3 separate regions of the Mus musculus genome follow, and regions 1 and 3 are each linked to region 2. Evidence: chromatin loops called from intact Hi-C (ENCODE). Cell type or tissue: left cerebral cortex. All regions are shown on one strand.

Region 1 (8,000 bases), 65 kb before region 2:
TAGAACTGGCAACAACACAATGCATGCCAATTAGGAGATAGAGGTTGAGTGGTTAGAATGAGAACCAACAAAATAGGGTTCTTTTTTCCCCCCTTGCTGCTCCTTCTGATATGCTAAATTAATATGCAAAACTGTATGCACAAAGGAAACTCCTCCTATCCTTCTGTCCCCAACTTCCTCCCTCCTCTGTCCTCTGTCCTGGGACTATTCTTAGGGAGAAGTAACTAGCCATCTATTCACCCTAGATAAAGGATGAAGGGCAGACCAGAGAAATTCCACTCGAATCTGATTTAGTGAACCAAAATTCATTGGGGTCTATATTGGCACATCCATGACTCAAAAGTAAAGGCTACCAACTGTATCCTCAGAGCTTCCTGATGAGCTTCGGATACTTAGGAAGGTCCTCCCTCCCTCCCCCCTCCCCATCCCCTTGTCTCACATGTGGTAGACGATCACCCCAGGAATGAGCTGCACCCCAACTCTTGAAAGGAATTTCACATAATTCCTTTATTCTCCTTTATTGAAAACTAAAGTCATTTTGAGGTTAAGAAATCTTCCAAATATTTCCCAAAGTAAAAATAAAATACTCTTGTAGATTGTTGCTATTCTTAAAACTAAAGTTACTTTGCCCTGGGGTAAGGAGAAGGAGGTTTAGTTCCCATGATTTTGGAATCTAACCTCTCTGCCGTTGGTCTCCAGGCTTCTTGCTAGCCTATCTGAATAAAGAGTTTTAAAGGTTCTGTTACAGGAAATTAGGGTTCCTTTCTGTAGGAACTTTGTCTTGTTGGTGAGGGAATTTCAATGGACTGAGAAGGAAACTGACCATTGTAGTAAAGTTTGTGGGGGAAAAAAAAAACAAGGGGAAGTCAAGCTATAAATGTTAGCTGCTCTGCAGAGGAAAATGGAGAAGAGGAACCCTTTGCATTAGGGTCCAGGAAAACACGAAAGGTCAGCAATGGAAGTTGGCAAGCAGTACAGCAGAGAAAGTGAACTTGTCTGGAGTGTAGAGGCAAGAATGCTTAAGATGTCGGCAAGTATTCAAAAAACAGATGGAGGGGTGTGGTGGTTTGAAGAAAAATGGCCCCCATGGGCTCATAGTTTGAATGTTCAGTCACGGGGAAGTGGCAGTATTTGAGAGGAGACATGTGGTCTTGTTGGAGAAACTGTCCCTGGGAGTGGGCTTGGAAGTTTCAAAAGCTCACTCCAAGCCCAGTGTCTCCCCACTCCAGCTTTGGATCAGAATGTAGCTCTCAGCTTGTGCTCCTGGGCCATACCTGCTACCATGCTTCCCATCCTGATGGAAATGGACTAAAGCTCTAAAAGTGTTAGCACACCCCAATGAAATGCTTTTAGAAGAGTTGCCTTGGCCGCGGTGTATCTCCCGAGCAACAGACAAGTGACATCGACAAAGGGCCGGGATGAGGACAAGTTACACTTTCTGACTTAGAAAACTAGGCTGATTTGGTGAAGATCAACAGATAACAGCCCCAAGGGAGTAGAGGGTAAAGAGACTAGCCAGCCAGAGCATGACAAACATGGCTTTGGCAGGCCTTGCCCTTCTCCCGCATTCCCTATGCCTTGCTAAAAACAGTTAGATTACATTCCTAAAGCTAGCCACCAAGGTCTGTTCCCTTATTTGGCCACTGTCTCCTCCTAAGGCTGACTACTAAAGCTGACTAAGGTCCAGCTATCAGAGTATTGAAGTTCAACAATCCAAACCCCCATTGGCTCACCTAATTAACATGCCCAATTAAAATGATGAACCTCATCCTAATATGGGGTTCCCTGTTTACCGTTATAAACTGCCATTTGCCTATGGACCATGTCTGTCTCCTATCAAGAGGCTGCCTTTTATCTCCCTCTGAGACAAATACCTCTTGTCCCTCTCCCTTGTTCCCTTCCCCTTCTCCCTAATCTCATGTCTTTGTCTCTAATTCCCTACCCTTTGTCCCCCTAGGACAAATAAATCTCATTGTGCCTAGAACTTGGTCTTACCAGTCCTGATACTGATCCTGTCATGGGGGAGGGGCAGTGTGTCTTCTGGTGTATCTATAAATATAAATACATTATCTCATTCTGATGATGAATGCTCCCAATACCTCAGCATTTCTTCAGGTTTGTGTGCTTTTCTGAAGGGCCCTCTCCTGGCCCAGTGATTGGGAAGCCCAGTTGGATGAACTCTTAAGGAGAAGAACACTACAATATTTGGGACAACTTAGAATATCAGTCATGTCTCCCCCCAGAGCTAGAGGTAGAATCCTTTCCTTCCTTCTAACAGGAAATCTCTTCCCTCTCCTGGACCTTGACAAAGCTCTGATAACCTCTTCATATGGTGTTTTAAATCTTGGTAGGGGCAAAGCTGATTCTTTTCAGGAAACAGGGGTTCATCCCTAACCCTCGCAGGCCTGCTAATGGCTGCACAGCTACTTAACAGTTTGCATGTGAATTTCTTCCAGGATTTTTTTCCAGTTCTTTTAACATCTCAGGCCCCGTTAAGGTGGGACCTTAACAATACTGGTGTCCATCTGTGTTTCAATGTTCCTGGTTGGGCTTTTCTCAGATATGGTACGATCCTCCAATGTATAATGTGGTTGAAGACTTTCAGAAAATGTTGCAAAGCAATTTCCTCTGGGATTAAAACATTCTATCGGGGCTGGTGAGATGGCTCAGTGGGTAAGAGCACCCGACTGTTCTTCCGAAGGTCCAGAGTTCAAATCCCAGCAACCACATGGTGGCTCACAGCCATCTGTAACAAGATCTGACTCCCTCTTCTGGAGTGTCTGAAGACAGCTACAGTGTACTTACATATAATAAATAGGTAAATCTTAAAAACAAACAAACAAACAAAAAAAAACCATTCTATCCTGCAGAGACATTCTTTAAACAGGAAAGTAAACAACTCAAAATAGCTTCAGGAAGTCCCTGAAACTGACCAGAATCACTAGGCCCTTCCAGAACAGGCAGAGTAAGATACAAAAGCTGAGAGTCCTTCTCAGAAGAGCCACTAAAATATAGTGAAGACTGATACTAGACCAGCTGCCTGGAAGACGCTTAGACCAACTAAGTTACTTGGAAAAAAACCGCTTTCCAACCTATTGAGCTGCCTGCAAGCCGTGCTCCAGATTCCCATCTTTTGTGAGCTGTCATCCACGTTGGGGTAGCCTTTGGTGACATAGCTATCTTTGAGTCATTGTGCTCCTATAAATAACCCTTATACCTGTAAGTTACCCCTCACCTACATAACTGTAAATATACCCTCACCCATATACCTGTGAGTAACTCCTCATCCATATAGCTGTGAGTAACTCCTCACTCATAGACCTGTGAGTGACCCCTCACCCATATACCTGTAAGTTACCCCTCACCTACATAACTGTAAATATACCCTCACCCATATACCTGTGAGTAACTCCTCACCCATATAGCTGTGAGTAACTCCTTACCCATATACCTGTAAGTTATCTCTCACATACCTGTGAGTAACCCTTTTACCCATATGCCTGTGAGTAACCGCCATAAAACTCAGTTCACCAAGTTGGACTTTGGTGTTATCTGTCGTGGGCTCCCTGTTTGGGTCGAGTTGATGTTTGTGTTACATCTTCCCAGGAAACATTTTGACGCAGAGCAGGAGGGAAGGAGACCAGAGTCTGACCTAAAACAGACTGGTGTTAAGGGACAGCCAACTCCATTTTTCCTTCCTCAGTTAAGCAGAATGTTTGATTTGTTCTGATATTGTTTCTTATGGTGTCTTTCTCCCTGAAATCATGTCCCCAGCTAGTCAACTTGGTCGTTGTTGTTGTTGGTTTTTTTTTTTTTAACTTGTTCTTTCTCTATACTCCTGTGATTCACATATCATAAGTTCTTTTCATTGTTTCATGGTTTGTTCTGTGAACTGATTACAAAATTCCACGTTCTAAATCACTTGCTCACGTGTTAAAAAGTTTCCCCCGCTTTTGGTCAGGGCTGCTTCATCCTCCTACTTCTGAGGAGACGAAGTGTGGCCCAGCCATAAAATAAAATTTACCTCGTGACATCTCAGTGTTTGGTTTTCCACCCCATAACCAGTTGGACTAGGCTTATTAGCACACACAGCAAGGCAGCAGCCTCTCTTCCATGGGCAATTAAGGTCTCTGCCAGGGGAAAAAGCTGACTGTGACCCTTTACAGGGGCAGGGTGTGGGACTTGAGCACGAGGAAATTGTTGCAAGTCAACAATTCCTGAGCTTGTTTGCCCAGGGTGAGAGAGACTGGGAAGACAGGCTGTCCCAACAGAGTTCCCTTTCTGTGCTGGCCGAGGTCATCTGTCATCTCAGAGGAACCCTGTTCTACAGCTCCAGTGATCTATCAGGAGTCAAAGAGAAGTAGCCCTCCATTTTAATCGAAGTGTCTATACAGGACAAAATGTACTCTTGATTGAGAGGGTGCACTGAGAAGTGCAATGCACAGAGACAGGGAGTATGGATTTGATTTTTATTCTAAGGAAGATGGTGGCTGCGTCTTTCCTCCATTGGCGGCTGGGGTCAGACCTCACAATATTATTCAGCTGGCTGGTCTAAAAAGAATCGGTGCACTGGAAAGGAAGAAGAAGAGGGGAAAGCGTCACTGCTGCAAGCCATCCAATTCCTGCAACAGAGCAGTAGAGCAGTGGCCCTTTGAGTGAACGAAGGCTTTACTAGATAGGGAGGATTAAACATTAAAACATTTGCATTAAAGTCTTACCAGGTGTGTGTCAGGAGGGGGAGATGAAAAGATTTTAATTCCTTGTCCTGAACACAAGTTTTATCCTATTTGATGGAAAAGACTCGTATTTGATATTTCTCCCAGGGGGAAGTAAAGGGACATGGTGACATTCCTGAAGCCACAGTTCTGGTTCCATTTACTTTCATACTTGAATTCTAAATGTACTAGAATGTAACGGTAATGATTCCGCCCTAATACCTGCCCACAATACCATTGTTCAATGTGCCCCATTGTTCAGTGTGTTCATTGTTCACCATCACTCACTCTACCTCTGGCACTGACCATTATATATCTAATTTGGGAATCATTTTCAGTCTGATAGAAAGAAGATCAAGGCCATTCTTGACATTGAGAGACTTGAGAACGGTGTCTCAGATAGGAGGTCAGTAATCATAAGCCAAGACTGCTGACTCTTGGCATAAGGTGGCTCCCACAAGCCACAGAACCAGAATTCAGTCTAATCCTAAATAGCATTTACATATTATCCACCAAAGCCAAGGATTTCTCCATGAAGCTGAGCACAAATCCACTTCACATTTTGAATCTGCACCACATGCCAAAACTCTCCTTCTCCCGTTGCCTTCCTGTGGCCTCATGAAACCTTCCTGCTTTTTGCTTTTTTGTTTGAGACAAAACCTTGCTGTGTAGTTTTGGCTAGCCTGGAACCCCGCTGTGTAGAGCAGACTGACCTTACATTTCAAAGATACCTGCCTGTCTCTGCCTCCCAAATGCAAGGGATCAAAGGAGTTTACCACCAAGCCCAGCTTTCCTGGTTTGTGTTTGTTTGTTTGTTTGTTTTCTAATCTCTCCCAACATTAAACTCCCACATGAAGACAGTTTGCATAAATTAGATGAGTTGTATTTTTTTGAGTTGTATTTCTGTTCATGGGTGACACAGGATGAAGAGTGATCCTTGCATTCAAATTAGAAGCGAGGCAAGAAGCCTGAAGAAGATACTGCCTTGAACAAAAGTAACACAATCTGGAAACACTGTTGCCCTAGACAGTTGGCGCTGCCTGAGCCACTGGTAGCCAGATCTCCACTGATGGTGTTATTAAACGGGCTTCTCTGCTTAGTAAGGAGTCTGGGATATGTAATTCTCAGAGCCCCAGTGAGGTAGAATATGGCAGAAAAAAATTAATTACTGGTCTATTGATTTATTTAGTGTGCCTTAAAGCCCTGCTTGTAATGCCTGTTTGCCAGGTGTGACGTCACTTGCTACAGAATAACCTGGAGAAATAACAGCCTGCTGACAGACACATTCGCCTAGGTAAAACCTCACATGCTCGCCTACCTCTACCTTGAGGTTTTAACGTATGCAATGAGAATACAAACTGGGCCTGGGATTGAAGCCTTTCAGGAGCTGTCCTGGCTTCAGTTCACCGATGGCATCTCCTCTCTTCCCCTCTCATTGGTGTCAAAGAGCTTACTCCAGAAGGATTCCCGCAATATCACTTGTAGGTGATATCTGATCGGCAATATGGCGTTCCTTCTACCTCAACGTGTTGAGTGAGAAGAAAACATGATTCCTAGCACAGAGGCTGCAAAAATACAGATTAGAATACTAATCAGGTGGGTAGGGAGAGAGGAGTCAGAATCTTCAAAATAACTCCCACTATTCTTTTGGCTCTTCTCTAGGATCCGTAAAAACTAAATGTGGATGGGTGGTTTTTATAAACTATGCAAAACTCCGTCTTGGTAGTTGTTTATAGATTAACGTCCAATCATGGGTGAGCTGTTTTATAGTTGCTGTGAGACCCCCTTGGGGCATTACCTCATCATTTATTAAAAGCCCCTGGATGCACTTCAGAGTGCATGGGACAGCACGGGGTGTTTGTGCCCTTCAGATTTCTGAAGAGCACAATGCGGTGTTCTCTGAATGTGAGCCTGTGCACACAGACATAACCCTGCTAGAGTGTGCACCAGAGCATGAGAGGCCATACAGGTGTTTGGTCTACTGTCAGATTTATAGTCTCAACTTCACAAAAAATTTCCAGACTTTTTTTTAATGCTATGAATGTGGGATGCTCTGGGAGAAAATTAGATTTGGATATTAGCCCTGCCTGACCAATCAAATGTTGGGAGCTCCTAAGCTAGTAGACGAGCATTGTGGTCTTTAGATTCTTTAGACATTGTGATCTTAAGTTCTCTGAAAAATCTACATTTAAGGTGCTTTGGGGCTTCCCTGTCAGCTAGCTCAATCCCACTTTTGGGGATGCATTTGCTTAATTAATTAATTACCTGATTCTTCATGATCTGTATTCTCTCTCTCTCCCTCTCTCTCTCTCTCTCTCTCTCTCTCTCTCTCTCTCTCTCTCTCTCTCTCTCTCTCTCTCTGTGTCTCTCTCTACTGGGCATGAGGCTAAATTAGAATTTCACCTAAACACTTGGAGGGAAATAGTACAGGTATGGTCAAGATAGCAAACAGAGCATTCTAGGCTAAATATTAGTCTTCGTCTCCCTAAAATTAAAACTTAACAAAACATATTGTATTTTTTAAACTGGGTATGTTGCCTTCTTAGTCCCTAAACTGGAACTCTGCTTAATATTGCATTTCTATGACCTGGTTTCTGAAAATACTGATGGACCCATGTAGATACCAGCCTGAGCATCCTGGAGACAAGGGCTCAGCTCCAGGTGTGCCCAGTGAGGACCAGAGATGGGTTCTGATCTTCTGGGCTCCTCCAAAGGGCATGGGCCACTTCTCTGGCTCTGCCCTCTGCATCTTACACAGCTTATCTTCCAGGGTCCAGCTACACTTCTGCAGCTGTCACAGCAATACCCCACACTTGGTACAAATTTAAGTCTTACTTTGGGATTTTATTGTCACGATACCCCATGACCAAAGCATTTGGGGAGGATTCATTTTTGTGTTTTAAGCATAACATGTTATGGGAGTTTCATTTTTTGTAAAGTCTAATTAGTGATCTGTAACCTTCCTGTACTTACCCGGCGTCTCTTTCTCTAGATTTTTGGGTTATTTTTCTTCTTCTATGATTTCGTTGAAAGTGTTTTCTATGTGGTTGATAAGCTATTCTTCTCTTTCTGTGTCCATAACTTGAAGATTTTGTCTTTTCCTGGTGTCCCAGAAAACCCTTAATTCCACTGACATCATTTTCAATTTCCAACTGACCTTTACTGCATGGTCCAATTCTCCTCCCTTGTCATCCAGCTCTGGTACCATTTTCCACGTAATCTGTTATGTTGACAGGGCTTTCCACTGAGTTTTAAATCTGGCATTTAAACGTCTCAGGTCTGGCA
Region 2 (8,000 bases):
ACACAATGGACTCCTTTAATCAGAATAATGAAGAACAGCAGCCTCCATGCAGGAGTGGAGACTACACCAGAGCTCCAGCTGTTACGAAATATGCAGCAAGAGATCTAGTACTTTTGGCAGCCCATGCCAAGGGGTAGCCCTGAGAAATTATGCCATGCAAGAGATCTGGTGTAAAAGAGGTTTATCAATGGAGGGAGTAGGAGTAAGGAAAAGGAGAGGACACCAGGGAGAGATCGTCTCTTAGAACAGTGGTTCTCCACCTTCCTTATACTGAGACCCTTTAATACAGTTCTTCATGTAATGGCGATCCCAGACCACAAAATTATTTTTGTTGCTACTTCATAACTGTAATCTTGCTACTATTATGAATCATAATGTAAATGCTTGTGTTTTCCAATGGTCTTAGGTGAGCCCTATGAAAGGGTTGTTCAACTCCTAAAGGAGTCATGACTCACAGGTCGAGCGAGAATCATTGTTTTAGAAGGTCAAGAAGCTTCTAGCTTACAACACTTCCTTGCTGTGGTTGATTGGATACAAACAGCCCCCATGTTCTCAGGTTGGAATACTTAATCCCCAGGTGCTGGGACTTTTTGGAAGGATAAGGAGGTGTGGTCTTGTTAAAGAAGGTGTGTCTCTGGGGGTGGACTTTAAAGTTTTAGAAATCCATACCATTTTCAGTTAGTTCTCTCTCTCTCTCTCTCTCTCTCTCTCTCTCTCTCTCTCTCTCTCTCTCTCTCTCTCTCTCTCTCTCTCTCTCTCTCTCTCTCTCTCTCTCTCTCTCTCTCTCTCTCTCTCTCTCTCTCTCTCTCTCTCTCTCTCTCTCTCTCTCTCTCTCTCTGATTCATGCCTCAGAGCTTGATCAGATGTGAGCTCTCAGCAACTGCTTAAGCACCATGCCTGCCTACCTGCCTGCTACCATGCTATACCATCTCTTATAACCATGAGAGATGGTCAGCCACTCTCATTCTCTGAATCTGTCAAATCCTTTAAACACTTTCTTTTGTAAATTGCCTTGGTGACCCAGCACAGTAATAGAAAAGTAACTAAGACACGTATATTATTTTACTTCAACCGCTTCTTAAAATCCCTGTCTCCGAACACAATGGTGTTGGGGATTGGCATTCTGGAGTGTGTGATTGTGAGTTTCCCTGGTCAGCTTGATGAAATTTAGGATCACCGTGGAAACAAGTCTGTGATCATGTCGAGATTACCTTGTCTGAAGTAGGATGACCCACTCTAACTGTGGGCCGTAACATTCCGTAGGATGGGGACCCGGACTGAAGAAAAAGGAGACAATGACGTGAATATTTCGGTCTCTTCCTGACTCTGGACACAGCATGACCGGCTGTTTCCTCTGCGATTCCTCTCATACCTTCTCTTCCATGATGAACTATAGCCCTGTTGTTAGAACCCAATTGAGAAAGCTACAGACCAGTGTGCATATAAAGCCAAAGTCGAGTCTTTTATTAGCAGGTGATTGAGAGCAGGCTCTTGCCCCCAAAGAACTCTTGGCACCAAGCTCAGGAGTACATCATTTATAAAGGCAAGAAATGAAATGATGTCATTGCCAGGTGTCGGTCAGGGGAACCGGGTGACCTTTGTTTTGGCTAAGCATTCAACAGATGTTTTGGTTGTTCCTCTGGGCATGGTCAGGGCCATGAAAAGAACTACAGGTTTGAGAGGTAGAAAAATCCCTGAGAAGACATAAAATGGAATCAGGTTAAGATCAGAACAAGAAAGCAGCTACCTCGGCCACTACAAGCAGAAATAAACCGTTCTTTCTTAATTGTCTTTTGCCAGACTTGTTGCTGCTGCAATGAGACGAAGAACTAATGCAGAATGGGGGAGGAAAGTCACAATTTAAGCCGTACCAGACAGAGAGCCAAGGGGATGAGAAGAGCAGAGAATTTGTTTCTCAACTCACTTCAGCCTATAAGCACTGCCTTGTAGGGTCTCTCTAAGATCAACAGGTCCATCTGACATTTCAGATATGATCATTGGACGATAGAGATAATGAAAAAAAACCTCTTGTTTCACATAGAGACGAGCACTTGGAATAACCAGTGGTACGCACAGGAATCTTTTGGGGCTGGAGCGAAGATGCCATGCTTTAGAGCTCTTATTGCTCTTGCAGAGGACCCAGGTTTGATTCCCAGCCCCTACATAGAGGCTCACAACCAGTTCCAGGGGTCCTCATACTCTCTTCTGCCTTCCTTGGGCACCAGGCACACATGTAGTATGCATACATATATGCAGACAAACATTCATACATATAAAATAAAGTAAATACGTATTTATTTGTTTTTTTTTCTTTTTAATTTTTTATTAATCATTCCATTCATTTACATTTCAAATGATAACACCCTTTTTGGTTTCCCCTCCACAACCCACCATCCCATTTTTCCTCTTCCCCCTCCTCTTTGCCCTTAACCGGGTGCTTTCTCACCCACTCCTGCCCCACCCCTCCAGTATCACTGGGGCATCAAATCTCCACAGGACCAAGGGCCTCCCCTCCCATTAGTGACAACGCCATCCTCTGCTACATATGTATCTGCAGCCATCCTTCCCTGTACTGTACTTGGTTGGTCTAGTACCTCGGAGCACTGGGTGGTCTGGCCAGCCAACATCGTTCTTCCTATGGGGTTGCAATCCCCTCTGCTCCTCCAGTCTTTTTGCCAGGTCCCCCACCGGGGGTCCCCAAGCTCAGTCAGATGGTTGGCTGCAAGCATCTGCATCTGCATTGGTCAGGTGCTGGCAGAACCTCCCAGGGAACCGCCACACCAGGTTCCTGTCAGCAAGAGCCTCTTGGCAACGGCAACAGTACCGGGCGTTTGGTGTCTGCAGACAGGATAGATCCCCAGGTGGGGCGGTCCCCAGATAGCCCTTCCAATATATATATTAGTGCAGTTTCAGAGCGCTTGAGCTCACACAAGCGGAATTACTCACAGGACTCTGAAAGGTCAACAAAATATCACTGTACACACCATGCACAATACGGCTCCCCGGCCCTGGCAATGCTAACCGCTTACTGCCCCAGGAGTGGTAAATCTATCGCTTGTCAGATTGGATGCTTTCATTCCCAGCCTCCTCCACAGTGTGCAGTTTGCGTCACCAGGCATGATTTGCATGTAGGTCACAGATTCGTATCTACTGCTGAAGTCAAATAGCTGTCACTGAAGACCGTGGGCCAGAGGAGCCTTTGTCTCGTGCCATTGTGTAAAGCTGTTGCTGTTGGGATTTAGAAAGCAGCCACCTGAGATTTGATGACCTGGGATGCTGAAATGTGGCTTCCAATCTGGAAGCTGGTTTTTTTTTGGGGGGGTGGGGTCAGGATTTCTCTGCATAGCCTTGGCTGTCCTGGAACCTGCTTTGTAGACCAGACTGGCATCAAACTCAGAAAGATCCACCTGCCTCTGCCTCCAGAGTGCTGGGATTAAAGGCATACATCATCAGCTCGGGTGGAAGCTGCTTTTTAAAATACAACTTTCAGCCCCCCTTTAAAATATAGCTGTCGATAATTTCATCTAAGAATTGCCAAAAGACCTCTCATTTTAAGATTCCCACTCATCTGGGGACAATCCTAGCCACGCTTGATTAAGGTGAGCTTTGTTGTGGTTGCCCAAAGTGACTTGTATATCTTACGTGACACCAAAAAATATAAGTAACTGTCTCGTTGAAAATTCTGTAGATCTACTAACCAAGGGCTCCAAGCATGTCTTTGTAAGTCAGGCCAGGGGCTTGCACTATCCCTAGATAAATATCTCAAGAATGAAGTGAAAGCGTACTCCCCGTTTCTCCTTGGAGTAACAACCATGTGGTCACTCCATTCTTCCCCACCACATGGGTTCTGTTTGAGCAGATGCCATCTGCTCAGGGTGGGAGGGGCAGAGGGCGTAGACCAGATGGTAGGTAACACCTGGATTCAGGTGTTTATTCCTGTCATCCATTTTAGCTAACTTTTAACTTTATACCTGATCCCTGTTTAATTAAATCACACAAACATGTGATGTAAGTAAATACAACCATAAAACTGACCTTGTAAATTATGAACAGTTTTATGGTTATATGGGCACGTGCACATGGGGATATGGAGGAGCGGGGGGGAAGGGATGAGTACTGTTGAGAGGTATAGATTTACGTGTGTATGCATTCTAAAACTCAATGATTATTGGGAAATAATTGCAACTCTTACAATCAGTAGAATCACTGTGAACATTATGAGTTATTGTGCTTCAGGAACATACACGATTAGTTTCTCATGAGCCCCTTGTTCACAACATTTTTGCTAACCCAATACATAGTATTATTTTCATGTATTTATGTTTAGAAACACCTTGTTGAACCTAACGACATCTACCAGCACTAAAACTCATGGCTAAACAAAGCCAAACTAATGCAGTTTTTTCTTTCTTTCCTTCTTTCTTTCTTTCTTTCTTTCTTTCTTTCTTTCTTTCTTTCTCTCTCTCTCTCTCTCTCTTTCTCTCTTTCTTTCTTTCTTTCTTTCTTTCTTTCTTTCTGTCTTTCTTTCTTTCTTTCCCTCAATAAGGTTCACTGCAGTCTTTCTGCTTCTAGGAATATTAAATAATGTGCCAGCCAACAAACAGTTTAGCAGCTGTTCAGACAGGGAAATGACCAATTTTTAAAAAGTGCAATATATGGAATACTTTCCACCAAACAAACCATGAAACATTTTAGAACGTTCTGTTGTAGAGGTAGAAAGAAATTGGCATGGTATCAGATAATAACTACATGTGCTTTCTGCCCAGCCACTCTGAGTACAGGTGTCCTATCTATAGACAGCCATTAAAGTAGTGTATGTATAAGGCTCCTCATTGTAACGTTGGTGAGTAGAAAAACATTTTGAAAAGAGCCTAAATGTTTTCTATTTTGTTTAATTTTGCTTTTTGTTTTCTCGCTGTGTTTTGTTTTGTTTTTGAGACTAGGTCTTGTTATGTAGACCAGGTAGATCTTACACTTGCTGTTTTAACGCAAGTTATGAACTCAAACACACAATCCTCTGCCCTTCATTCTCACATTGCAATGCAGGTGTTGACTACTAATCCCTAAACCAATAGCTCTCTGTTTTAAGGGGGAAATGATGTAGCAAGACCACAGAATTTATAACACCATAAAAGAATGAGAAATCTCATTAAAATATATTTAATTTTTTAAAAAGTATACAGGGTTGGGAGCATAGCTGAGTGGCAGAGCACAGGTCTAGCACCCCCAAGGACCTGGGCTCGCTTTTCAGCATTGCAGCAATAGAACCATGCCCAGTCTAGGAAGCTAGCTCAGATGTAAGGAGCTTCCGTGAGATCCTGGGTTTAATCTTTAGTAATTAAGTGGTGTGTGTGTGTGCAGTATACTGTTACTCTATGTATGTTTACAGTTTAATGATATACCATTTCACTCTTCTCTGACTTCAATTTGTTTTAGATGACTCACAGTCCACAAAATGTCACATATCACATCTGTGTACTTGACACCAGTGTAGTTTCTTCCCACTACCTCCTCCTCTCAACTGACAGTTTGGTAACTTTCAGTAAGACCCGTTTTGGGGCAGGGCACAAGGGCGGGTGAAGGTAAGCATTGTCTTCCCCTGGTCTGGTTATTTGTATTCATCTGTTGTCGCTTAGTTGTTAAAGTCCCTTGGCTTGCTTGGTTTTTGTTTTCCAAGACAGGGTTTCTCTGTGTAGCCCTGACTGTCCTGGAACTTGCTCTGTAGAATAAGCTGGCCTTGAACTCAGAAGTCTGCCTGCTTCTGCCTCCCAAGTGCTGGGATTAAAGGCCTGCACTACCACACCCTGGCTTTGGGCACTGCACACCTCCACTCTTGGTTCTTCGGTTATACAAGCTTTGCCTTTTATCTTTTCTCGTGTCACTGTCAAAACCCTCGTGACTCAACCCTCATAAAAGCCCCAGCTTATTGACTTTTTCAGAAATGTGAGGTGGTAAAATGTCTTAACTTGGTGCTCATGTCTCCAAGAGTTATCCACATGTTCATGTAGCCTCAATGTCTCCCTGCAGGTTATGGGTATGATCCTGTCTAACCAACTGTAACCTACTGGGGTCCTCTTGTCCTCTTTGCCAGAAACTGTTGTTCTCTGAAAAATTACCCCTCTGAATGCAGAGTCTCTCACATTTGTCTCATCTAAAAATCCTCCCTTGATGGAGAACTCTTGCAATCCTAGAACTTGGGAAGTGAAGGCAGGAAGATCAGGAGTTCAAGGCCAGCCTGGGTTACAGGCATCCCTGTCTCAAAAGATTAAAGTGAAAAACTCCTCTATGCTTTCTCTCTTCTGGTTCTTCCCTGGCATCTGTACTGGCTGGTTTTGTGTCAACTTGACACAGCTGGGGTTATCACAGAGAAAGGAGCTTCAGGTGAGGAAATGCCTCCATGAGATCCAGCTGTGGGGCATTTTCTCAATTAGTGATCAAGGAGGGAGGGCCCCTTGTGGGTGGTGCCATCCCTGGGCTGGTAGTCTTGGGTTCTATAAGAAAGCAAGCTGAGCAAGCCAGGGGAAGCAAGCCAGTAAAGAACATCCCTCCATGGCCTCTGCATCAGCTCCTGCTTTCTGACCTGCTTGAGTTCCAGTCCTGACTTCCTTTGGTGATGAACAGCAACATGGAAATGTAAGCTGAATAAACCCTTTCCTCCCCAACTTGCTTTTTGGTCATGATGTTTGTGCAGGAATAGAAACCCTGACTAAGACACTTGGTCTTTCTCTACCACCTGACTGGCTGCAGGTCTCCTTACCTGCCTCCGTAGCCTCTTTTTCTTCACTGTGGAATTCTCAAGGACTTGATATCTACAACCCAACTCCCTGGAAACTGCTCTGGCTACAGATATGTCTCCTCAAGTGTTGTAGCAAATAGCTAAATTTTGAGTTTTATCTTAAGAGACCTGTTCTTGAGTTCTCACCCATAACCAGGAAGTGCATTTGTTTTTCCTTCCTCCCTCCCTTCCTTCCTCTCTCCCTCCCTCTCCTCTCCCTTTTCTTCCTCTCTCACTTCCTCCCTCCTTTCCTTCTTCCCTCCCCCTTCTCTCCTCCCCTCTCTTCCTTTCTCTCTTTCTTTTTTTCCTGTAGTGGTGGCAGCAGCGGCAGCATTTTGTGAATAAGAAGTAGTCATCCTATGTAGCACAGGCTAGCCTTATACTTGGAATTCTCCTTCTTCTGCATTCAATGCTAGAATGACTTGGTGGCATGTGGTGAGAGATCCTAAGCCTCCATCTCTAAAGATGAATCTTCCTCCCCAAGCACACACTTAACATCTTCATGTGGATTCAGCATGGGGCACATCTGAACAGAGAAAAATGTGTGTGTGTCCTCACTTCCGTTCCACTGTCTTTCTCCCTGCCTTGTCTCTTTCTGGGTCTACCCCAAGTCACATGTGACCATTCAGTGCGTTATTCAGAGCACATTATGATTCTGCATGTGTCAGGATCCCAGCAAGTCACATGACGTGACTAGGAAATATGAAGCCACAGTGTTTGGGCTGGAGAGATGGCTCAACCATTAAGGGCACGTATTGCTTTTAGAGAGGACCTGGGTTGCCACATGGTACAACCATTCATAACTCCAGCCCCAGGACTTCTGAAAAAAAATCACATGGTGCTCTTACATTCATGCAGCAAACCATTCATACACATGCATCAAAATAAATAAAAATTTTAAATAAAAACTTAAAAACCCACCCACAGTGTAAAGGCACAAATTCTAAAGTGTGGGGGCGGGGGGTTAGAAACCAGGAAGTAATGGAAACAATTACTGCTAGGAGAGCAAAGAGCCCAGAGAAAGTGTCTGGAGAGAGAAGACTGCCAATGGCAGCCATCAGCTAACTGGGAGGAAAGCAGAGACGTTATGTCTTAGGCTCATTTCCCTCCTATCCTTTTAGCTTCCACTGCTGTCTTTGGTTGGCTGACTCCACTAGCCAAAAGAAGATGAGGTACTGATTGATGGATGCTATCCATGCCATTGGAGAGCTAGCTCTAGAAGGAT
Region 3 (8,000 bases), 50 kb before region 2:
CCGCTCGCTTGCTTACTTTATTTGTCTCTCATATGGAACTTTCTTCTGTGCAGGATTCCCTGCTTAACTCTCCTTAGAGTATGATTGCCCCTTAACAGGGCCTTCCATAAAGGGGTGGTATGTGCTGCATAGCTCTTGACCTCTTGAACTTGGCACCCAGTCACTCCCCTGCCTTTGCCAAGGTCGCCTTGCTCAGCTGCTGTTCCCTAAAAGCTTACTTTGGGGAAGAACGGCTCTTGAGGTTTTAACACATGTGTGACTTAGCAGCTCTACAGTGTTGTTAGCCAAATACCTCCTTCTCAAAAACCCAAGGGCCTCAATAGGCTGGGAGATGGGCTGGCAAAGGCAAGCAGGCTTTTATATCGGAGTGCTGGGTTTTATTCAGAGTAGAAAAAGACAAATGTATCAAGCACACAGGACGGGAGCAGCCAGCAGGGCAGGAGCAGAGGGCAGACTGTGGAGGTTTCCACTATGGGGCGACCCACTTTGCAGACTTGGCTCCCACCACACAAACGAGGGCGTGTCTTGTTTGGTCAATATTTAAGCCTGGATCAGGGCTGGCTCTATGGTGTCGGTTGTGGTTAATTTTGATGTTGCTTCTGCTCAGTCACACTGTGTTTCGAGCATCCTTCAGACTTGGGGACAACTCTAAACCTCTACATAACCTGGAAACTGCTCTTGGTACAGTCTAAAAGGAATTCCCTTTATGATGTTTTATAGACAATTTACGAACCAGAGCTTTATCATGGAAAGCCCGCAGTAGGAGCTTTTTTGGCTTCTCAGTTATGGCACACAGTACCAAATATTACACAGTCCTGCTGGCCATCAAGGGAAATGGAGCAAAGACCCAGAGAGCCAACAGAACTCCCCACTCCCCAGAAGTAAGTCACAGGGCCAGAGCTTGGCCACATCTATGTGATTTGGATGGGAAGGAAAAGTGGATAAGAAGTAACCAGGTTGCCATGGTACTTAAGGCTCATGCCCAGGACTAGAAGAAGAACAGCTGTGGTAAGAGCATCTAATTTATGAGAAAAAATAAAGCTGCCTGCCTATATCCACCAGACACAAGAACCATGGAGAGTTTATACCCCATCAGATGTAAGAACTGTGGAGAGCTGGGCGCTTCTCTCTGGGTTAGCTGCTGTCTGCAATAGAGGGATGGATGAGCAACCTTAAAGTCAACTATTTAGGATGGCGGTTGGAACCCTGTCAGGTCTGCTTGTGGTTGCCTTGCTGGTTTTGGTTGGTTGGTTGGTTGGTTGGTTGGGTTTTTTAGAGTTAACATTGGTCTGCATGAATTGACATCAGTGAACTAAGGAAGATGGTTCCTTGGTTAAATTAGCCGTTCCAAGGCTGTATCTTTGATTGTTAGTTAACTTCAGAAGGAATTGTTTACAGTACACTTTCAACCACCACCATATTAATCAGACTCGTATGCATTGAGAATACTTGTTCCCCTCCATTATACTCTGGGGATAGCAATAAACCTATTCTATTTATTTATGAGAATTTTATACACAAGTACAATGTATTTTCATCATATCCCTCCCTCATGCCTTCAAGCCCATCTACATTCCCTTCTAAAATGTATGTTGTCCTTTATCATTGTTTTACACACACACACACACACACACACACACACACACACACACACACACACACACACATTTATATATTCTGCTGAGTCCAATTAGCATTTCTCGTATGTAAGTGGTTGTGGGGCTGAATATGGGTGTGAGCAACTGGCTCCCCCTGAAGTTTAGCATAGGGTTTCATCTTTTGGTGAACGCTGAGAACGCTCTCATCTTTTAAGTAATGTCTGAGAGGGTTTTGTAATTCTTCACTTGTCATTAGCTTTTTACACTGATAAGGTGATCTCACCCACCTGACACCAAATGACTCCTTTTGGCCGCTTAGCAGGATTCCTTTCTAAAACCGTAAAAGATTGTGGTTGCAACCTTGCAACCGGGTCCTTGACACACACTGCAAGTCAGAGCCACTTGGCACGGGAGCTGCTCTCCAGCACCTCCTGCAGAGCTTATCTAGAATTCCAGCTCTGGGGGGTGGGGGGGGGGGGTGAATTGAAGAAAGCTTACAAGCAACAGGCAGGAGGACAGGGCCTGAGCTGCTGTGTCCTGAAGAAGATGGACATCAGGCTCCTTTGGTGTAAAGATGACAGACCAACAGGCAATGGCCAGATCATAGGCCAAGACAGAACTTTGACGTGATTTACATCTCTCAGTCCAGACAGCCAGATTGTCCCTGCGAGGGTGGCTTCAGCATAGACGCTTAGGGTGGTTCCTGGGAGCAGTTAAGTCCACTCAGCAGATGGTCATTTCTATTGTCAGCTATGGACACGAAAAAGCGTTCTCCCAGAAAGGGTTTTGGAGAGGGTGGTAGAGTGTGCAGGGCTTCTGCGAACCTGAACATGGTCTGCCATGGTGCATCCCTAATGCTAAGAAAAATGTTGTCTTTAAATTAAAATGTATACAAAGGAGTTTCATTGTGTCTCTACCAGGGTTCCTAAGAAAATGAAAAGCCATAATGCTAACTGTGTGACCTGGTAAATGTTTTAGTAATTAAGGAGAATCTAGGAGAATAGAAACAGAAGAACAATTTTATTAAAGTCAGAGACAGAGAGGACCTGCCATGAGATTGCGCCTTCTAACTAGTCAGGGAAGCCACACCCATCAAATCTCAACAATAATACTGCCTAAACAAGACCTGGGTAATTCCAACAACAGTTGATACCCTAACATGAATTGAGGAAATCTCATGGGTCCCTACCTCTAAATGAAGAGCTGTAAGCAGTCAACAAGTAACTGAGGAAACATTAGTCTTCCCAGGGATGAGCCCTTGATGGGTGATCCAGTACCAAGTGGTCGTCCCTAGAAATATATACAGGCAGAAAACACTGAAAAGACTCAGCCGGCTACATTTATGTTTGCTTATACATATATGTAACAACAATGGCTAGAGAAAGCTATGAATTTGGAAGGGGGAAGAGACATAGGACGGAAGAGAAGGTGGGAAAAAAGATGTAGTTATAGCTTAATTAATTTTTTAACGTTTTGCTTTATGAGAAATATGAGAAGTAACAGCAGAGCTAAAGGAGTTTTCCAAGTTGGTGTACATTACTACCTTGAGATGATGTGGATAGAAACAAGATTTTCTCCCAAAGGAAAAGTCTCATTTATCACGTTTATTCTCTCTGCCTTAGTCACACCCCCCTAACAAAGACCCTTCCACATACAGGTTTCGATGATCTATGCACTTAGAAGGTAGAACCATCCTGAGTTACGCGTCTCTGAGGTTTTCCAGTTAGTGCCCTACCTCTGTCATCCCTGAAGGTTGTCTGGTTGCGGGAAGAATGGCAGTGGCCACTTCTATGAAACTGCTGGGGGCTGCACAGCCACAAAGGCATTCTCCTCCAGGAGGCTCAAATTGAAGACTGCCTGAGAGACCAAGGATTGCTGACAATGGCAGCCAATCAGGAACTGCTGTTTAGAAGACGTGCTTTCTTGGGACCCATGGGGCACAGGTGGAGGGTATTAAAGGAGCTTGGAGCAGCGTTCAGGTGAGCTTGTTGCACATGCTCTTGGAGTCTGTGTGTTTGGATTCCACACCACTTCACCTCCAACCCCCCAAGGGCAGGTAGGATCGGACATTGAGGGCACAGACAGCATCTGGTGAATTAGGAAGAGCTGAAAACCCCAGGCAAAGTACAAAGTAGTGCAGCTGGTTTCTGTGTCCCTCTCCTTCTCTCTGCGGTCAGGTGGCGAGCATCTCCGGCAGTTCAGCGGAAAAGGAAACTGTTCTTCTGGTTATTTCTTGACACTAAGATCTTAACATTCACGTGAGCTGTGATCCTCAAGAACAAGACACAGTGGAGGAGGAGGGACTGGGTTTGCAGCCCTAGACACCAAAACTTGTGATTCTAGACGCAAACCTCCCACTACTATAGGATCTCTTACTAGGACTTGGTGCGAGCATTTTAGTGAAAACACACATGATACTTCCTGTGCAAGATGAGTCTGTGTGCCACGCCTAGATATGAAGAATACTTTGATGTGATACTTTTACATGGGATGAGTCTGTGTGCTGTGCTTGGATAGGAGGAACACTTTGATGTCCTCACTTCATAGCTAAGGGAAGTTCACTCTCTTCCTTGAGAAATACTAAAGAGGGCCATGGGGTGGTTGCTTTTCTGTATTGTAAGCAGATAAAATTTCCCCATATTTGAAATGGTAACTTTTCTGAATTGAGAAAATTAAACCATAGTTTGGGTCTCTTGCCATTTCTATCGTTTACTTAAGTACCATTCCGCATTGATGCATCTCAAAACCTTTGCACACCCAAGTTTCATACACTGCTAGGTATCAATGGATCTATAACTGGATGGAGACTTGTAAGAGGATCCTGCTGGGTTCTGGGGGTTGAGAGCCATAGGAGGACGGTGATTTTCATACTGCTGCCTTCTCATGGCTTGTTCTCATTTTTAAATTTTATTTTACTATTTTAAGTGTATGGGTGTTTTACCTTCATGCACATCAGTGGACCATATGTGTGCCTGATGACCTTGCAGGCCAGAAGAAGGCATCTAGTTCCTCTGCAATTGGACTTACAGGCAGTGGTGAGTGCCCTACGGGCACTGGGAATCAATTCAGGTCCTCTGGGAGAGCAGCTGCTCCCCTTAACCACTGAACGAGCCATCTCTCTACCCACTTCTCACAGCTTAAAGCCATGACTGGCACACACCAGCCATCAAATCCCATTTAAGGAACGAGTTGGCAGACATGAAGCTACCCTGTCATGGCTTTGTAGACTCCTCTCGGCAGAGCTGAAAGAAGCTTGCTAACATTATTGTCCTTTACCAGATGAATTAATGCACATGACCTGGTATTTATCAGAGCAATGCCCATCGAGAACTTTGAAAAGTACAAACAAATGCTACAGAGAATATTACTTTGTTCCCCGCTGGGCAACTGGAGAAGAAGGGGAGTCTCCAAGAAACATTTCACTTCTTCTAAGATTTATTTTAAGTTTCTTTGAGGAAAAATGCTTGTAAGCACTAACTGGAGCACTGTATCATATTTGGAAATTGAAAAACATCCAAGAAGGAGGCCGTGGGGGAAATCTGGCCTCTCTGATAATTTAGTGGGTGTGTGGCAGATGTGTCTGTAACTCAGCATAATTACTCTTCCAGCAAAGCCAGTGCTAATCCTTTAACAGTTTCTTACCGCACTGGGCTCAGTCTTTGACTTTCTATCAGTTCCATATGAGGAGCCAATTTCATCTGTTTGAAAGAAAGGAAGATGACACCCACCAGATGTGTAAGAAGACATGGGCAGTTCATAGGATCACTGTCCCCTGTGCCTAACTTGGTGCTCTGTGCTATGTTAGCCACAAACAAAGCCCACAGTAGCCCAGCACTCCCAACTATGGGTCCCTGTATATGTTCAGTACATTTTGAAAACTCCCCTATCTGGACTGGTGAGTTGGCTCAGTGGTTAAGAGCGCTTATTGCTCTTGCAGAAGACCATGGTTCAATTCCCAGCACCCACACGGAGCTTGCAATCATATTGAACTCCAGTCCCAGGGACTCTGAAGCCCTTCTTCTGGTCTTTGAGGGCCCAAGGCAAGCAGGTGATACACATACGTACATGGAGGTAGGACCCTCATATACAAAATACTAAATAAATAAATAAATAAATAAATAAATAAATAAATATCTTTAAAAATACTTTTAAAACCATATTTAAAAAAACAAAGAACTTCCCTATCAATGTTTAAAGCCAGATATCTGCCTTTTTCTTTTTCTGTTTTCCTATACTCTGTAATAACTCCCTTAAAAGAGTCTGAATTATAGACTTTAATGTGAACTATATGCAACTAGCAGTAAAGTTTGTAACTGTTCTTCATTTGTGATTGAAAAGAAGATTAACTTAGAAACGACCTCTCTTGGGCCAGAGAGATGGCTCAGCGGGTGATGGCTCTTGCTGCCAAGTCTGAAAACTCGAGCTCAATCCCCAAGACATACATGGCATTAGGAGAGTGGCATGCATGCAGCCACATGCATATAAACATAAATACAAAGATGAACAAATAAGAAGCGAACTCTCCTGAGCAAACTATATTCAAGTCTCATAGCTAAGGAGGGCTGTGCCGTGTGATTTCGTGCTTACTTGCCTTTTTCAGTTTATATCTGCTCACTTCATCTGTCTCTCTTTAGTTTAAAAAATTTGCATATTTTATGAAACTTAAGTCCCTAGCATGAATGGAAAATAATCGATGCAGTGGCTGTCATTCACCAGCTCACCATATAAAGGTGCTGTTCCATTTCACACGTGATTTCTACAGCATAGTCTCTAAGATCTTTTCAAAGTAGTTCTCGAGAGTGTACTTAAGGATATCGAGCCTAATGATGTTCAAGAGAATATTTAATTTTTTTGTCTGACCTATGGATCTTTTCCCCATTGGTTTGTCTCACTGTGTGTTAGCACCCTTGGGTACGATTATGGAAGTGATAGCAAAGAGATAAACAGACTGACAAAAAGCATCCTTCAGGTGAGCCTCCTGAGGATTTGATGTTTGAAAACGCTGGGTTGTCAGGCACAGAATACCTGTGCTCTGCTGCTGGTCTGAATGAGAGGGTCATTCAAGACACCCATGAGAAGATGTGTGCAGCCACAGTGAGTCAGGTTCCCTTTTAGATCCTCTCTGGTCCCCTTGCCCTGCCTACTTATGTCTTGGGGATTGAGCATAACTTAATCTTCTGTTGAGAGAACCTTTCTTTTCTTTTCCTTTCTTTTCTCTTCTTTTTCTTTTTCTTTTCCTTTCTTTTCACATTGTATGAAGGTGTGCTTCTGTATTTTCAATTGTTAAATCTACAGAACTAAGTGCTAAATGCTAGCAGGATTTTGGTTATTGTCATTTCTATCACCCATCACCAGGGTTTCTGTTTTGCAAATATTCATCCTTCCTCGCCTGCCTAAAGGCACTCTAGAATTGTATCAGAGGTCATCTTGCTACTAATTGGTTGTAATAAAGATCTGTTGGCCATTATCTGTAACTGGAAGTGGGCAGTGGAACTTCCGGGCAGAGAGAACGATGCAGGGGAAGAACACAAAATGTTAGAATGGGCATCTAGGTTAGCTTAGTCTCTAATTAAGGTGAAGTGGCCTAGAGAGTTAGGCCAACTAAAATCCTGAAGATTTCGGTGAGCTGTGGGAATTGGTTTCAGGCCCTCTCCTCTGAATTGCTATTAGAGTAACCACCTCCAATGTTGGGGGGGAATCTGGCCTCTCATTATATCTTTATAGTTTTGGGGGGTTTTTTCTTTATCGTTTCTTAAATTTAAATATTGGCAACGTCACACGTGTAAGCGATGTGTTGTGAACATCTTCATTCTGTTACCATCTCTTTCCCTCTCTACGGGGCCTTTCCTACTTCCCATGAGTCCCCATCCTCCCTTCACGTCTTACTGTTTTTGTGTAGGTCTTGTACACGCAGCAATAGCTGGTGTGTGTTCACGATCATGTCAGCCATATCACGTCTAGAAGAAAGTGTATTATAGGACTCTCACTATTCTTCCGCTCTTAAAAATCTTTCTTTCTCCATTTCGCATCACGCTCCCTAGATCTTGGAGGAGGCAATACAGATGTCCTGATTAGGGCTGCACACTCAACAGCCCATCCCTTTTTTTGTCTTTTTTGCCTAGTGGTGGGTCTCTGCACGAACCATTGCCCACTGCAAAAAGATCAGATAACAACAGTACTCTAAGGGTATAAATATAAATATTTGAAGGCAGTTGGGCTACATATCTACTCAGCTTAATATCATTAGGAAATTCTTGCACGCGCTCGACTGGCCAGGAAGAACGACGCTGCAACAGGATCCTTCTGCACAGGTTTATTGGGAGAGCTTGATTGTAGAGGGGAAGAGACCCCGAGCCCAGAACTGGTGCTGCTTTATAGGCCTAGGAGAGGCGTGTCTCACAC

The links. Hi-C counts contacts between places; a loop is a spot of excess contacts. Peaks named below come from ENCODE experiments on the same cell type or tissue, not always from the same donor. Only the 100,000 strongest peaks of a DNase experiment are listed, where the experiment ranks them.
Region 1: it touches region 2 in a loop (1.8-fold over the local background); 5 of 42 quality-filtered maps call a loop at or near these places.
Region 3: a loop joins it to region 2, with 1.8 times the contacts of the local background. A loop is called at or near these places in 2 of 42 quality-filtered maps.

Annotation. Positions count from the first base shown.
Region 1 is chr1:34,311,435-34,319,434 of GRCm38, forward strand. No RefSeq gene overlaps it. Among named protein-coding and RNA genes, the nearest start is that of Mir5103, 120 kb to the right of the region's middle. In left cerebral cortex, no CTCF peak of the experiment used is centred here; no DNase peak of the experiment used is centred here.
Region 2 is chr1:34,376,476-34,384,475 of GRCm38, forward strand. No RefSeq gene overlaps it. Among named protein-coding and RNA genes, the nearest start is that of Mir5103, 53 kb to the right of the region's middle. In left cerebral cortex, no CTCF peak of the experiment used is centred here; a DNase peak (open chromatin) is centred at 3,094.
Region 3 is chr1:34,326,834-34,334,833 of GRCm38, forward strand. No RefSeq gene overlaps it. Among named protein-coding and RNA genes, the nearest start is that of Mir5103, 100 kb to the right of the region's middle. In left cerebral cortex, no CTCF peak of the experiment used is centred here; DNase peaks (open chromatin) are centred at 4,821 and 5,130.